Regions from separate parts of the Homo sapiens genome. Here region 2 is linked to region 1. Evidence: chromatin contacts called from ENCODE Hi-C or POLR2A ChIA-PET data. All regions are on one chromosome and are shown on one strand. The core of a region is the stretch at or near the end of the contact, and the rest is flanking DNA. Distances in the headings are between cores, read along the strand shown. Region 1 overlaps ARID5B (AT-rich interaction domain 5B). Region 2 overlaps ARID5B (AT-rich interaction domain 5B).

Region 1 (5,736 bases), core at 1,831-4,330:
CGCGAGCTTCCTTATAGGGATGCTGTAATGATTAAGCAAGATAATGTATATAAAGGGCTTAACATAAGGCCTGACATATGGTACATGCTCACAGAAGAGTGGCAATTATTATTATTACTCTACTTGTACTTTTCGTAATAGAAATAACTTCATAATGAGAAAAATATTTTGAAAAACATATAAGCTGTTTTTACTATTTACTTTTTTTTTTCCCCTCCTTGAAATATGGTACTAAGGGGATGAAGGAGGGGGAGCATCTGGTTTATGGAAGATTCTGGTTAATTAGGGTTTGCTGTATATAATCACAGCTGTGATGCCGTGCCCTTCAGCACTGGGCCACATTTTGGGGGATGGCATTAAGAGCAAAGGCCGAGTAGCTGGTGCCCGAGTCTCACTGTGGTTTCCCCTTAGCTTCATTCACTACTCTGCTAACGTGTAGCCACAGACTCACCTGACCAGTTTCTTCAACTTCCTGGTGGGGTCAAGGACACTTGTTCTCCCAGTTCTACAGAGTTGTGCAGAGGCCAGAAGAGGTGGAGGTGCTCTGAAAAGTATGAGGCATCTTCTTGCATGTGCAAGACATTCCTCTTATGGCAAGACTGAGGGTGGGATGAGCAGTTACCAGGGTTGGGAGTGGCGGGGCCAAACTCTCCATGTCTCTGAGGCCACCTCCTCAGCTCCTATAGGTGACACTGGCACCAAGGGTCTGCAAGGCAACTTCCTGGGGCCTCCATAACAGTCCCTGGGTTTGTTCTAGTCCTGACACATTTCAATTTCCTCTCTTTCAACAGCTATGGGATAAAATGCATTCTCTAGAGCATGGTACTTGCAACTGTGCTGCAGAAAAGACAAATCTCAAAAGAACTAATTAGTACCAACATCCATTGTCTTTCTGAAGGGGTATGTCCTGGAAATGAAGCGGGACTCAGCTCCTTGATAAAGTCATGTTTCTGGTGTTGTGTGTAATACCCTTGTTAAAAGATTTGATCTCCTACTTCAAAGATATAATATTCATGCCTGGGACCGGACGAGGAAAGTGCCCTGCTGAATCCTGTGTGTTATGAACTTGCCTTTCTAGGATCTTCCATGCAACTCTCCCAAGAGAAGGCCTCAACTGTCAATCATATGCAGTAAGCCAGTGATCCATAAAGGATCCTTGGGGTATCAGTACCATCTACCAAGGAGTTTTCCATATGAGAATGTTATACTGGCTGAGCCTTTTTTACTTAACACTTTCCGATATGATTCCAGCCCAAACTGTGATCTATATTATATTCCTGACCCATAGAGCCACATTTAATTAGAAACCTGACAACGCCCTGTATGCTGTCAAGCAACCAGCCACTGTTTCTTGATTGGCCACGGCGAATTCTGGTATCTGTGTTACAAGTTGGAAAGGTTGTTAGTGACCTCTGGATACAGGCTACCATTTGTCCTGACTTAAGTACGCTCCTTGATTTTCTAAGGAAGACATCCTTCTAGGTTGTGCAGAACTACAAAGGTCTTTTAAGCATCCTAACAAATGAACAATCTTTAGCTAAAGACACTGACCAGATTACGAACAATGTCTCTTTGGTTTGAAAAGATAAATAAATATTGAGAAAAAACCCAGTTCTTTTGAGTTTGGCACTCTGCCTTGAGAATGAAATCAACTGGCAATGAGCTAAAGCTGAAAGACTGAGGTCACGAAATACTTATCCAGGAAAAGAGATAAGATGATGGAGATTTGAAGCCCTCTCGGATCTAGCAGAGTTTTCGTATCATTTCAACAAACATGTTGATTCTTACCCCCTCAAGGAGCTTAGAGTCTAGCGAAGAGAAATGCAACTGAAGCCATTAACTTTAATAACAGGCAGAGGGGGAAAAACATCTTTGAAAAAGTACTGAGTAACACATAAGGGACAAGAAGCAAAATGTTAAAGATGATTATTCTGAAGTGACTCTTTTAGCCTAGAAGCAGCCCATTAAGCAGCCAGGAAACCAAGCAGGCACCTCACTCCTTTACCACTGCTGCAAAATTGGTGCCTCTCTCCTTTTCTTTCTCATAGGCCCAAGGGAAGGATCCAATTTAATAAGAAACAAGTTGATTTTTCTTCCAAGAAACTTCCCCTGGGTTCTAACCATGATGGGGGTCTGTGAGAGGACTCACAAGTACTCACTCCCTCGGGGGAATATAACATCTTCTAGGAAAAGAAAAAGAGTTTTTGCTTGTGGAGGCTGCTTTTTGTCTGTGCAGAAAGCTAAAAATGGCAGAGGAAACAATCTCTTTGAGCTTCAAAGTCCAGAGTATTTTCCACCTCCTCACCTGAAATAACTTCCTCCTTTTTGTGTCCTTCAAGGTCCAGTTGAAGATCCATTTCCTCTAAGAGGCTTCCTCTGACATTAGGGCTCTCTTTTATGGATCTTTTAACTCCGGTGGCACCTACGGTTTGACCTCCTCACTTTGCCCTTAGCCAACTGCCTCGTAGTGTCTGTTATATGGCAAACTTTCCCATGGACAAAGCTTTGGCAGATATCCTCTCCTTTAAACTTCAAAATAACTCCTGACTCTTAGCTCTAGGCTTCTTGCATTTGTAGCAGAAAAGCATGCCCCTTGGGGTCAGTAGACCTGGGGGTGTGTGGGGTTTTGCTTTGCTAACCCCTACTTCAGCAACATGCCAGGTCTGTGACCCTTCAGAAGCTGTTTAACCTCTCTGAGGTCGCTCATGGGTAAAATGCAAGATTTTTAAGAGGATTACAAAGAACATTTGTAATGGCCTCTTGCTCCATGTCCTATCTCAGACAACTTGATTTTTCAGTTGTCTAGAGAGCAGACACTAGCATCCTAACAATGCCTGGAGTTCTGCCTTAAACATAGTTGGTGCCCAAGGAATGAATGTATAAGCACTCAAGGAGCATTAGAATGCACCAATCTTCTTCTGCTGAACACAGTGTGTTCCTTAGTCCTCCAAGATGGCACCTGGAGAGCCAAAACAGCCACTCTAAGGAGAGCTTTTAAGACACAGAATTTCTAGGCAACTTCCTAAGGGAACATAAAGCCCAGATGATGGAATCAAGGCCCACGCCAGCCAGCAATGAGAAGATTTCCTGAGCAGGCAGTACAGCTGGCTCTTGTGCCAAGAGCTTGGCTACTCTGCCTCCTTTGAAAACCCATTACCAAATCATGGCAAGCGAAATTTAATTTTAAAAAGGGAAATGATTTATGTGCTACAGAAATAAAAAAGTGACAGAAGCAGGAAAGCTTGCATACATTTCATTTTTTTGAAATTAGACCTATAATTTTTTCATTAAAGAATAATGCCAAGTTGGGAAAGCCAATGCATTCTAAGCAGAAAATCACGGAGAGGTGTATAATGAAAGTCCTGTCAGCATGGAAACCCCATGTCTCACAGAGTCCATGAGAACACAGAGCAGTTCACTATCTGCCCCCTTCAACTTCTAAATAGTTTGCACTCTTAAAGAGCCCTATCCTCATTTCTGTTTCTGTGATGAGATGGGAAGCCACCGGAGGTCTGAGCAGAGAAATGGCCGCTCTGGCTGGGGTGTTAAAAACAGACCAAAGGACAGCAAGGGCTGAGGCAAGGAGGCTGGCATAACAGAGATGAAGGGTATTGGTGGCTGGCACCAGGGTTTCTTGATTCCAGTCCAGTGGGTTTCAGATTTTGAATGCTTGTGATTATTCCTTTCCTAACCACTTCCCAACACGCCAATCTCTCTATTTAAATCCTACAAAATCTACTGTACATTCATCATCTAGAAAGCTAGCGATCAGTTATCTGTTTTCCATCAGCCTGATCTCAGGAAGTCTGAGAGCTCTTTCTGAGCAGGGTCTGGGCTGAGAGGCAGCCTAATGTAAAGGTGCAAAGAGCACGGACACTGAGCACGTATGCTGATTTTGCCAATTGCTGGCCATGAAATGTTGCTGTGCTTCAGTGTCCTTATCTGTGAAACAGGGGATAGCAATGATACTGACATACGCTATAAACGTATCCATCCATTCATGTAACCAATATTTACTACAGCTACTATGTGCTGGGTACTGCTCTGTTGCCTGCACACATGGCTGTGAATAAGACAGAAAATCCCTATATACATTTACAAAGAGCTTATGTGGCAGTGTGTGTGTGTGTGTGTGTGTGTGTGTGTGTGTGTGTTGTGGGGCGGGGGAGGTGGGTGGAGGGGGCGGGACAGACTGTAAACATGTAAAGAAACAAATATAGGAGTTAATTTCAGATAATGATGAGTTACAGAAAGATAATGACACACTGGGTGATGGGATAGAGCTGGGCTTGTGGAAGAGGGATGGTCAGAGAAGACTTCCCTGGGGAGGAGATATTTGAGCCAAGGCCCAAATGATCTGGGAAAGAGCCAGATCTGTGATATCTGGGGATATACATTCCATGCAGAGGGACAAACAAACAAGTATTTCTGGAATAAGCGATGTGGAATGATTTTTAATAGCAAATGACATACTTCATTTTCCCCAGCAGTCTGTATCAATATGAAATAATTTTGTGGGTGTTTTCTGAGGAACCACTACAGAACCAGTATGTGGTTAAGGTTGTGTTGGGTGCTGCAAGAGGCACAAGAAGGGTAGGTTAACAATGAGTACTTAAACAGCACTTACATGGACCATCTAAGTGCTTTTACTCATTAGCTCATTTAATCTTCACAATAGTCCTGTGAGGTCAATACCTGTGAGGTCAGGTCCACAGTTATCTCACATTTTGTCACTCCCCTTTCCACATACTATAAAAGTGGGAAATTTTCTGTCTCGTTCACAACTGTTGTCCTCATAGACCAGAACAGCACCTCACATATAATAGCTGTGGAATAAACCCTGGTTAAATGAATGAATGAATGAATGAATGAATGAGAGCCTATCATGTGTCAGGCACTGTAATAGGCTCTAAGCATCTCCACACAGCCTCACCTACAGTTCAAGGAACTTATATCCATCTAGTTCCCTGGCAGGACATAATAAAGGGGATTACAGAGAATCTTCATTTATCAAGGAGGCTGCTTAAGTCAAGCGAACATAGACTTATTCTGAATCTCTCTCCACCACCACTACCCCAGACCAGCACTTTTGCTTGTGATTTTTCAATGACCTGGTTCTTTCCTGCAGCATGTATGTTTTTTAATTGATAAAAATGTCAGTTTCACCCTAGAGAGAAATATGTTGATGTTGCTAATGTAATGGGATATAACTTTCTCGCTTTTCTAGATGAAATGCTAGGTGAAATATTAGTCAATATAGACACAAATCATTTCTTACGGCGTGAACAAAAGTTTATTGTACCCATGAGCCCAAATTGTTTTTAATAACCCATTGAGCCCACTCAGCTACAAAAGGTGTCCAGAGTTATTTTTAAATCTCCTTTCAAGTTCCAAAAACAGAAAAGAAATCCTCGAATCTTAGCCATTCCATATATTATGACTGTAAATTAATTTACAGTAGCAACACACAAAATTCTTTTCCCAAGAGAAATGATATTCTAGCTTCTGAGGCCTCTGCCCAAGGAGGTCTTCTCTCTTGCTCTACTTTTGTCTTACTCTCTTAGAAGCTGAGTCCATCTTTTAATCATTACATGTATCACGGAGCACATCCATTACACCTCTACCAGCACTGAGTTGGGTTTGGTTTACTATGCCATATGATGACCTTAAGGTTCTCCTTGTTTTCACTTTGGTAGCCCATGCAACAAGGAGAAAGTGCCAAGAGTGACTTGGTTA
Region 2 (5,736 bases), core at 1,941-4,440, 75 kb before region 1:
TCTCTGTCACCCAGGCTGGAGTGCAGTGGCCTGATCTCGGCTCACTGCAAGCTCCGCCTCCTGGGTTCACGCCATTCTCCTGCCTCAGCCTCCTGAGTAGCTGGGACTACAGGTGCCCACCACCACGCCTGGCTAATTTTTTGTATTTTTAGTAGAGACGGGGTTTTACCGTATTAGCCAGGATGCTCTCGATCTCCTGACCTCGTGATCCACCGCCTCGGCCTCCCAAAATGCTGGGATTACAGGCGTGAGCCACCGCGCCCGGCCACACTTAAGATTTTCTTAAATTGGTCTCAACCCATGGCTGTTGCACAGAAATCAATTATGGGAGACAAACACTTCTCTAAAGTTTTCAGGAGAGTCTTGCAGGATACAGCACCACAGTTCCAAGGTCCCCTTTCCTGGACCTCCAAAGCATTTTTTTTGAGACACGGCTTCACTCTGTCACCCAGGCAGGAGTGCAGTGGTATAATCACAGCTCACTGCAGACTTTACCTCCCAGGGCTCTGGTTATCCTCCCACCTCAGCCTCTTGAGTAGCTGGGACCACAGCGGGGCACCACCATGCCTGATATTTTTTTTTTTTTTTTTTTTTTGAGATGGAGTCTTGCTCTGTCACCCAGGCTGTCGTGATCTCAGCTCACTGCAAGCTCTGCCTCCCAGGTTCATGCCATTCTCCTGCCTTGGCCTCCCAAGTAGCCGGGACTACAGGCGCCCACCACCACACCTGGCTAATTTTTTGTATTTTTAGTAGAGACGGGGTTTCACCGTGTTAGCCAGGATGGTCTCCATCTCCTGACCTTGTGATCCGCCCGCCTCAGCCTCCCAAAGTGCTGGGATTACAGGTGTGAGCTTTGTTTGTAGAGACTGGGTCTCACCATGTTGCCCACGCTCTTCTTGAATTCCTGGGCTCAAGCAATCCACCTGCCTTGGCCTCCCAGAGTGCTAGGATTACAGGCGCGAGCCACCATGTCCAGCCCCAAAATATGTTTTAAAGTCGCACCAGCACCTCAGATAGACGGGCTGTGGAGCGGCCAAGAAGCCATGTTTTCACAGTAAAATTCTTTGATGTTAGTGTGGCTCTGGACCCTTTTCTCTTGAAGCCTGAGCATTTGCTATCAGTTTTCTACAGGATGTTTGTATCTTTCTAGATTCTATTCCTGGGCTATCTCATTCAATACTAGGCATTGGATTTCATCTCATGAGCAAGCTGAAAGGCTTTCAGGAACTGGGGAACTATGTGGGGAACTGTGAAGCTTAGATTTCTTGGTTTCTTCATCAAGCCATCCAACTGTGCAGGGACACAGCTGTGGATTCAGGGCTCCAGAAGGACCTCGAGGCAGCACATGTCTTCCAGAGGTATTTCTATGGAGCAAAGCAACTCACCTCTGCTGCATCCTGGGGCTTTGGGGCATTTTCTTTTTCTTTCTTGCTTTTAGGTATTTCATGTTTGATGCGTTTGGTTCCAGATACTTTTGTTTTGTTCTCATTTTCCTGTGAACTGTTCTCCTGTTTCCGAGGTTTGATTGGAGGCAGGGGCTTATCTTCTTCTCCTTTAATAAATCTTTCATATGGTAGGATTAATCTAAAAGGTTAACAGAAGAGATGATCGGTCAGTTGAGTAATTCCAGTAGCATCAATGCTATGGGGGTTTACTTTCTTTTCTCAATATAAGCAAATTATTAAATGACTTCATCTCCAGTGACAGTGCTATACTTCTATAAACTTACTCTACACTTTAGTGTTCTGCTTCCTTGGTCAAAATCAGTACCTGGTAACTTAATACTTCTCAGCAAGACCTCTTTTTGGTTTTGTGGGTCTATAGACCAAGATACCAATGGAAGCATCCAACATTAACAATATCACCATCACTCCCCATGGCACCTGGCTAAGTGCTAACAAAACTGCAACAATAATGCTAGCTGCTTTACCAGTCCATCAACAACTATTTATTGAGCACATACTATAGGCAGTGTTCTAGGCACTGAGACACAGCCATGAACCAAACATTCAAAGCCTCTGAGCTCATGAAGCTTATATTCTAGTAGGTACTAGCATGTGCCAGGTACATTTAAAGATTATTTTATGTAAACTCCACAATATCCCTATGGAGTATTATTATTATTCTCTTTTTTAACATATGAGGCAATTGAGGCCTATAAAGGTTAAACAATTTGCCTGAGTCATACCATTTGTTAGAGGTGAGATCTGAACCTAGTGCTGCCCATCTGAAAACATTTTATTTTCATTCATGTCAAGATAGAGATGAAACATCTAAGATAAAAAGGTCAATGAGAGGCAAGCACAGCGTGGCCAAGAGACAGTTTAGTCTTATCCCACAGCTCTGAGTGGGGTAGGGGACTCCACTAGGAGTTCTGTTTTAGTGTGCTAAGTAAAAGACCGCCCCAGCGAGAAGGAAGGCAGACAGACTATGCAAGCCACAAAAACCAGAGGCCTGAAAATTTCAAGCATTTAAATTATATAACTTTTTAAACAAACTGCATAAAATTGCTCTAAAAAGAGAAACATCAAACAGCTCTAGTTTTAATCTGTTTTCCCTTTGCGACGTAGCTCTTTATCTGAAAGGGAAAAATAGCTGATGTAATTAAAAGGGATGGATTGCATTACAATCTCAGTTTCAACTTCAGTGATTAAAGTTTTTATAATGCATTTGGTATGATTAATGACTCACTGTGGGATTAATATAAGACTCAGCCTTAAAAATATGAACTTTAATACAGCAAACATAATTTGTTTTAAATAAGACAAGTTGACTCAATGAAGAAAATGTACTTGGCTTATAAACATCATAAGTCTGTTCAAATATTGGGGATCCTGATTATTTTTAAACTAAGATTCCCAGGCAAAAACTTCCTTGGTCTGGATATTGGTTTGCTATCCTAAAATTGGTTTCTATCTATGTTATTTGGATCTCAACTGCTTAACCATACACGATTGTTCAGGTTTGACAGTACGGATGTGGGGACATTTGTGATCCTAATATTTTGCTCTTTAATAAAATACCAATAAAACTATGGGAAAATCAGATCCCAATTTATAGCATATTAGAAACAAAATTCATTTACTGAGCATGCTTGGACAAGGTATGAGCAAGGAGGCGTGAATAATACTTTGGAGCCCTACATCTGGCAGTTGGCCAGCCATGAAGATCAACAGAGCCCATGGGGAATAGTTATCTTCAGATCCCATTACAAACTGAGTTTAAACATGTTACAGCTGCTAAAACTGGAAACTGCCCTCCCTATGTAGACTTACTAAAATAATATATGGCTGCCAAATACCTGCTTCCCACTGTAATATTACAGTTAATGTTTATATAATAAAAAGCATAACTAAGCACAAAGAGAAAAAAGCAATCCTGTTCATACTTGAATTTATTCTGTCTCATCTGTAAAGTCCCCAACATTCCCCCCAATTCCTTTTTTCTGCCTGGTTCTGCCAGGGACTTTATCCTCTTCAATATTGGCAGGTTGTGGATTTTTGTCTGGGAGCAAAATGCATTGAATATTTTAAACTGGAAAGATATTTTAAATTGACTTTAATGGAAACATATTTTATTGTTGGGACAGATAGGTTTGTTTTACTTTTGTTTTGTTGCCATGGGAACTCAAGGAACACTGTAGTCTGGGTATTCCAATGATAGCAATTTGCTGGTACCACCCTTCCCCCAGCTTCATTTTCTGATGGAGATGGTGACACCACGAGGGACCCTCTTTACTGAGAAGAATGACAGCATTACCTCTGAGTGTGGGAAGGAGGAGGAGGGAAAGCAGAGAATTGGGTGGGAGAGACACCCCATGGACGCCCAAGGACCCCTCACTCTGGGTTCTGAGAGCCCTGGGCCAACCTGGCTCTCTAGATGGGTGCTAAGGAGACTTTAATTTCCTTTTCTAATTTTGCAAGTTCACAAAGTAGGGCACCATTCTCATTTCGGTTCCTTTTTTTTTTTTTTCATTTTTTCTTTCATTTTTTTTTTTTTTTCTCCCCTTCACTCAACTCAGCAGCTGGCTGGCTGACAGCAGTAAAAAATACATTTCACTTTGCTGGTCAAAGGCCTAAAGCCAGAAGCAGGAAATCTGGAATTAAATGTTTCTTGTATCTGGAAAGAGGCATGACTAAGGTAAAACTGAATCCAAACACAAGCCCTACTTGTTCAAGGCTTCCAGAGAGAGTATATGAGAGTGTGTGAGTGTGTGAGAGAGTGTGTGTGTGTGTGTAAAGGTCAACCGAGTGTTTTTTCCCCCCCTTCTAAATCATTGAAAGATAATTATAGTGGCTTGGGGAAAAAAGCCTCCTAAAATAAAACAAGCAAGGCAGAAGCTAAAAGGAAGCAAGTAGAAATATGACCAGCTAAGCTTTGAAGAACAGGGCACGGTCTCGCACGGCACACAATCGCTGCTTCATATAGTGATTTCCGTTTGGTGCAATTTTCACTGAATGTTTTTTCAGTTATCCTGTCATGGTACAACACAATTACCCCACAGGATATGATCTTATCATATGATTATTAGAAGTTTTTACAGTACAAGAGGACAAAAGCTATTATAGGTTTCTGAACATTTAAACGTTCAACGTACATGTGGTACCATTAAAAACAGGTTAGCCTTAGATTAGGTCAACATTGCCCTATGTAGAAAGCTGAGTAGGTTTGTATTATATAAAGAATTTAGTAAAATGCACCATGCCTGCGCCTTGAGGTTGATTATTTCTCAAATATTTGTAGCACAGCAAAGATTTTATCAGTTTCTAAACTGTACAGATAAAAGCAAACATGCACTCCAGCCCCCAAGAATTCATTACACAGGAGAAATATTTTCAATGGACTGCAACTCTAAGAATGGGGGCTGGCTTTTAGGTGGGTGGAAGTAATGGGGAAGAGAAGCAATATATTCATTAGAAAATCCAGAGATTTTCCCCTTCCTGATCTACATCTAGTCTGGGGATTGAAAGCTGGACAGATAAATGGGCCTTTATTATTATCCAGATTTCACATTTCAGATTAGCAAAATGCTTATTTACGATGCGATTAATGGATCTGAAATAGGTAAGCCATTATGTATTAAAAAATAACATCTTTCCATAGGCATAAGATTTGTAGCAGCATGAGATTTTATTTTTCCCTAGGAATAATACAAGAATAACATTTTCCACCCCAAAGCAGAAACAGTAGGGGGGCCTTTTGCTATCACGGAGATTCTTATTAAATTCAGTCACTGTGAAAAGCAAGATTTTTTCCCCTCCTCATTCTTCTTTCTTAAAAAAAAAAAGACTTAAAATCAACCCAAGTTAAAATTAACAAGTCAATAGCATTATAACCTTGATTTGTTAGCATCTGAGCCACTAAATTATCATCATACATGAAATTGCTGGTTTGAAAAGATTTCGGCTTTGCTAAATCTCAAGTTAAATAATGGTGCTTAGTACACTAGGTTTTTAGATCTGCCTCATCTGATATTATGAAAAATTCAATACATTTCTCTACAGCAGAAGTCAGGGGTCAGCAAATCTATTACTGTAATGTAAGTAATCTGGCAACCTGCCAACTCTTTCTCCCTTTTATTATTTTTTTAAACACTAAGGCAGATAATTTTATATTTACAAAGTCTAAAATCCTCCAGGGCCTTGCCTCTCTTTCTCAACAAAAACCAGCAGCCTTGCATTAGAGAAGTGTGTATCACACATGTCCTCATCATTTGCATTTTGTACAAAAGAAGAA

Evidence for each region. A loop is a pair of places that touch in the nucleus more often than their neighbours do. ChIA-PET counts read pairs that join two places held with the same protein, here RNA polymerase II (POLR2A). Pooled maps may share reads with other maps.
Region 2: a map of endothelial cell of hepatic sinusoid shows a loop between it and region 1 (4-fold over the local background). The contact joins two enhancer-like sites. A Hi-C loop is called at or near these places in 2 of 168 maps with a recorded cell type or tissue (endothelial cell of hepatic sinusoid and naive thymus-derived CD4-positive, alpha-beta T cell), 3 of 37 single-sample maps with no recorded cell type and 14 of 50 pooled maps. POLR2A ChIA-PET finds 5 or more read pairs at or near these places in 7 of 52 experiments (OCI-LY7, WTC11, activated B cell and 3 more).

What each region holds. Positions count from the first base shown.
Region 1 is chr10:62,006,480-62,012,215 of GRCh38, reverse strand. All of the region lies in intron 4 of ARID5B (AT-rich interaction domain 5B), which reads right to left. Among named protein-coding and RNA genes, the nearest start is that of ARID5B, 110 kb to the right of the region's middle. Within about 2 kb of position 3,080, at least 2 of the 41 ENCODE cell types and tissues checked have a DNase peak (open chromatin) inside an H3K27ac peak, as active enhancers do; they include OCI-LY7, where a contact is called at or near this core.
Region 2 is chr10:62,081,550-62,087,285 of GRCh38, reverse strand. ARID5B (AT-rich interaction domain 5B) reads right to left here. Exons shown (of 10, transcript NM_032199.3): 9 at 1,386-1,584. Among named protein-coding and RNA genes, the nearest start is that of LINC02621, 170 kb to the left of the region's middle. RefSeq lists a silencer at 4,528-4,587. Within about 2 kb of position 3,190, at least 27 of the 41 ENCODE cell types and tissues checked have a DNase peak (open chromatin) inside an H3K27ac peak, as active enhancers do; they include OCI-LY7, where a contact is called at or near this core.